Regions from separate parts of the Homo sapiens genome. Here region 1 is linked to region 2. A link is an interaction called in ENCODE POLR2A ChIA-PET data of the cell type or tissue named here. Cell type or tissue: A673. All regions are shown on one strand.

Region 1 (2,500 bases), 80 kb before region 2:
CTCCTGGGTTCAAATGATTCTCCTGCCTCAGCCTCCAGAGTAGCTGGCATTACAGGTGCGTGCCACCACACCTGGCTAATTTTTTATATTTTTGGTAGACGGGGTTACACCATGTTGGCCAGGCTGGTCTTGAACTCCCAAACTCAGGTGATCCACCCACCTTGGCCTCCCAAAGTGCTGGGATTACAGATGTGAGCCACCACGCCCAGCCTCCATTCCCATTTCGAACTTCAGTTCTTTTCCACTTGTCTTGATTTAGTTGGGTCTACTGGCTGTCTCTGTGCTGCGTCATTAGGATGCCAGTTCTTTGCATAAGAAACCCTTCCTAGGCTGTGTTCTGAGTAGCATGGAGCTTACTGAAATGCACAGGATTTCTAACAAGTCATAATAGTTTCTGACAGGAGCTTTCTTTCAGAGGAAAATGTGAGAAAGCAAGTGGGGTAGAAATGTCTTTGTTTTCACTGAAGTACAGTCAGGATGAATAATTAGGAAATTGATACTGAACTCAGCTGTGTTACCTGAGCTGTTAGTCAAAACAAGGTGGATGAGGGTGTGGGTGTGTTGGTGCTTCCAGAAGGCAGGTAGAAGTTCTCAAGTCTTCGAGTCCATGTGTCTGTTAAGGGTTCCATCCAACTGGATGATGAGGGCAGAATTCCTGTTTTCCAAAGTGACACATTAGAGTAAGTGTGTATCTAGCTAGTCAAATGGTGTAATTTTAGGAAAGACATAGGTTTCTAACTCTAAAATAATGCCCTTCGGTAGTGAGTCATGTTCGTGCCACTGTACTGCAGCCTGGGCAACAGAAGGAGACCCTGCCCCACGGACCCCCACCGGAAAATAATGCTCTCAACTCCATGCTCAATATCAAAATGCCTCAGTCAGAGACAAAATATTTTATTTTAAGGTTAAAAAGAGATAGAAATATTTCTGAAAGATTTAAGACACTGGTTTATATTAGAATGTTAATAAATCACATCAAGTGCTTTCTTGGATTTTTTTTTAATTGGGTGAGTCATGTGCACGGTCATCTGCATGTGTGTGTGTGTGTGTGTCTGTGTGTGTGTGTGTGTGTGAATAAGATTAGGGACATGGACATCAAATTCCTAATACCCAATTTTACCTAGAGCTGATTATGATATTAAATTCTCATTCTGCTTCATGCTACATATAATTAATACGTTTGAATGGGAATTCTGTCTGCAAAGTAACAATGGAGAGCCAGACATTGGACTCTTGTAGAATACTTATGACTTTGACTATTTATTTTAATAATGTGTCTGGATATTTGCATTCCATAAGGTTAGTTCTCTCACAGCTTAATTCTATTAGATAGGAGCATACAAGTTAACTTTTTTCCTTCTCAAGTTCAGGAACAGAGAAAAGTTCAACATTCCTTTCCCAATGTGATATCTTTCACTAGAGCCTTATCGCCTTCAAATGACAAGGTTTGGCTATAATTCAAATCAGATAAGGCATGTTATTTATTTTAAGGCCCTTTAAGAACATAGCCAATTAGAGCCTGTTGAATGAGATGCACATCACTGAGGTTTCCTAGAAAGGGCTTGGTCATGGGGTTTTGAAGCCCTGTTACAAAGCATGGCAGATTGCCTATTTTTAAAAGGACATTTATTCTTGGAAACCTGTGATTCTCTTGTTAGCCTCAAACTCCCTTGCTTGTAGGTGTTTCAAAGAAATCTGAGCCCTTGCCAGGCTATTTCTATAAAGTCGCCTATTTTTTCCCCCCAGAGGTTGCCTGGGAGAAGGAATTAAGTAAAAATAGGCTTAACAAAACTGTTCCATGCTTAATTCAACTGACTTCAAATAAATAGTTTATCAAAGTTCTATTAATGAATTACTTGATTAATTCATTTATTTGGCAAATATTTATTTAGGGCCGACTATAAGCTAAGTATCACAGTTAATGCAGTAGATTTTGTCTCTTCTTATATGGCAATATCCAAATATACAAACACATGTGAACATGAACACACAAATGAACAGCAGATACAGTTAAGAGCCTGGCTGGGTCATTGCCTGAATTGAGAGGGCTAGAGATACTCTCTTTAGGGGAAGCCATTGATATGACGTCTGCATGGCCAGAAGGAATTAGACCTGTGAAGACCCAGGGTAGTGCATTCAGAGCAGAGAGAAGACTTGGTCCAAAGGCCCCAAGGTGGGAATAAAGTCAGTATGTTGGAAGAATACAAAGAAGGTTCTGTGTGACAGAGTTTGGAGGGAGGGGCTCAGACAGTGGCTCAGAGAAGTGGGCAGGGCCTAGACCATGGATGAGTTTGTAGGCTGGGGGAAGGAGTTTAGATTTGAGTGCGATGAAAAGCCACTGGAGAGTTTTAAGCAGAGAAATGGCAGGGTCTAATTTAAATTTTCTTTGTGGAAAATTGATTATAGGAAATAAGAGTGGGCTGGGTGTGGTGGCTCACGCCTGTAATCCCACCACTTTGGGAGGCCGAGGCAGGCAGGTCACCTGAGGTTAGGAGTTTGA
Region 2 (2,500 bases):
AAATCTTCCAGTCTGGGATGTTTTTAATTCCATTACATTGAAATGCAGAATTAATGTTTCCTTTACCTAGGCATTAAAGGAGAGAATAGGGTTAAGCTCACCCAGGGAAGGTCACCTGGCTGGCCAGAGGGGTGGCCCCCACCTTGGGAAATTTACTGTCGATAGCAGCCCCACAGTCTTAGAGATCTATATTGTCTGAAATCCAAAAGGAGAATCCAACCCTTTCCCAAACAGAGGGATATTAACCAGGCCTAGGTCCATCAGTGCCAGCCTCTCTCAGCAGCTCATCTCCACTCGATGCCCAGAAAGCCAATTGATCACGGGAATTCTGTTTTTTTCCTGCAAAAGGTGAGGCGAAAATGAGTGTATGTATGTGTGTGTGTGTGTGTGTGTGTGTGTGTGTGCATTTAGTTACATTACTAAAATGTTAATCAAAATGAAGTTAAAAATGGCCTGATTGGTCCCCCTGATAATTGGGCCATTTTGAGGAGCAGAGGAGAAAATGCAGAAAATAGCTCTTTGTAAACTAAATAAAGGCAAGCAGCAGTATTATTATCATTTACCTGTAGACATTCAAGGTGTTTTAAGTTTTTTTGACTAAATTTTACTAGATTTATGGTACATACCCTTCAGAATTCAAGAAAGCTTTCAGCATTTGGTGTTCAGAGTTCAGATCTTTTAAACTGTCCTGGAGAATGAACTTGTTAACAGAAAGTTACACCCACACACATTCACTCTTGAATATGTGCTATGGAGTGTCTACCAAGAAATCCTGTTGGTTTAGTCGTGGCTGCAACAGCACGGTTTTGGGATAAAGGGAGCCTCTGCAGAGAGCAAGGGTGCTCAGATCCAGAGTCCCCAACTCTGTTCTCTGTCACAGCTGCGGTTCTCCAAGAACTTGCATTGGACAACTTCCTTCCCTTCCCAGTCTGGCAAGTCCTACCTGGGTTCATTTCTTCCTCATTCATGGTGTCCAGAGCACTTTGAGTATTTTGTGATGATGATTATTATTTTTCTTGTTCAGGGAAAATTTCCCTTTCTGCCCATAATACTATTATTTTTGGGCCACTTGTCTAGACGCTGCCACTATTCCCACCCATTCCCTACCCACCCATTCCCTCTCCAGTCCCTGCACACTGAGGACATCCCACTCTCCTGACACCAGCTTTCCTTGGTTAGGAGTCACACATTTGGGTTTTCATCTTCATTATTTTTTTACTCTTCCCAAAATCTTTTTTATGTGCAGAAAGGTGTATAAAATTTAGAAAAGATCAATTGTCTACTTTTATTTTGAACCAACTAGTATTCAGTTTATGAAAGTTGGGAATTCAAAACTCCAGTTGTTTTTGAATCTTTAAAGCTCAGTTTACAAACTTTCTTGTTTTTTTTTTTTTTTTTTTTTTTTTTTTTTTTTTTTTGAGATGGAGTTTCACTCTTTTTGCCCAGGCTGGAGTGCAATGGTGCGATCTCAGCTCACTGCAACCTCCACCTCCCAGGTTCAAGTGATTCTTCTGCCTCAGCCTCCCGAGTAGCTGGGATTACAGGCATGCACCACCACGCCTGGCTAATTTTGTATTTTTAGTAGAGGCGGGGTTTCTCCATATTGGTCAGGCTGGTCTTGAACTCTCCAGCTCAGGTGATCCGCCCAACTCTGCCTCCCAAAGTGCTGGGATTACAGGTGTGAGCCACTGCACCCGGCCCACAGACTTTCCTATTCTATTCTATTCTATTCTATTCTATTCTATTCTATTCTATTCTATTTAGCAGATTTTCACAATAATTTCTAAAGGGCCTGGGAATAACGTTGGTTCCATTTACAGACCTAGATAAATCCCATTTCATCCTGGTATATTACTGTAGTAAATAAGCATTTATACATTTTATAGTTTTTACTTTAATTTTGTTATCTGCCTTAACAAATAAAACTTTCCCTCATCCCAAATAACTATTATAAATATAAAAATATACTTTATAACGAGAGCCTTAATTATCTTTGATATTCTAGTATAATGCCCAGACTTAGTATGATTTTATCTTAAGACCTGAAGTTTAAGTCAATGACTCAAACATACATTTTAAATGAACATTAAAATGTTGTCACTTCAACAGGCCAAATCATTCCAAGTACTTTGAAATGTTTGATTTGAGAAGTTTGTCATGAGAAGCACACTAAATGCATATAGATTCCATTTCAATATAATGATGGCCAATGTTTATTGAACACCGTTTTTTTGTGCCAGGCATTCTTCTACATTGTTATTATTATTATTATTTGAGACAGGGTCTCACTCCGTCACCCAGGCTGGATTGCGGTGGTGTGATCTCGGCTCACTGCAACCTCCGCCTCCTGGATTCCAGCGATCCTCCTGCCTCAGCCTCCCGAGTAGCTGGCACTACAGGCACATGCCACCACACCCAGCGAATTTTTTTGTATTTTTTTGTAGAGATGTTTCACCATGTTGTCCAGGTTGGTCTCAAACCTCTAGACTCAAGCAATCTG

The links. ChIA-PET counts read pairs that join two places held together with the same protein. Peaks named below come from ENCODE experiments on the same cell type or tissue, not always from the same donor. Only the 100,000 strongest peaks of a DNase experiment are listed, where the experiment ranks them.
Region 1: POLR2A ChIA-PET joins it to region 2 with 9 read pairs; 3 of 35 experiments call an interaction of 5 or more read pairs at or near these places.

What each region holds. Positions count from the first base shown.
Region 1 is chr5:17,339,528-17,342,027 of GRCh38, forward strand. No RefSeq gene overlaps it. Among named protein-coding and RNA genes, the nearest start is that of LINC02111, 47 kb to the right of the region's middle. In A673, no CTCF peak of the experiment used is centred here; a DNase peak (open chromatin) is centred at 1,504.
Region 2 is chr5:17,419,758-17,422,257 of GRCh38, forward strand. The region is part of intron 1 of LINC02217 (long intergenic non-protein coding RNA 2217); the gene reads left to right. Among named protein-coding and RNA genes, the nearest start is that of LINC02217, 17 kb to the left of the region's middle. In A673, no CTCF peak of the experiment used is centred here; no DNase peak of the experiment used is centred here.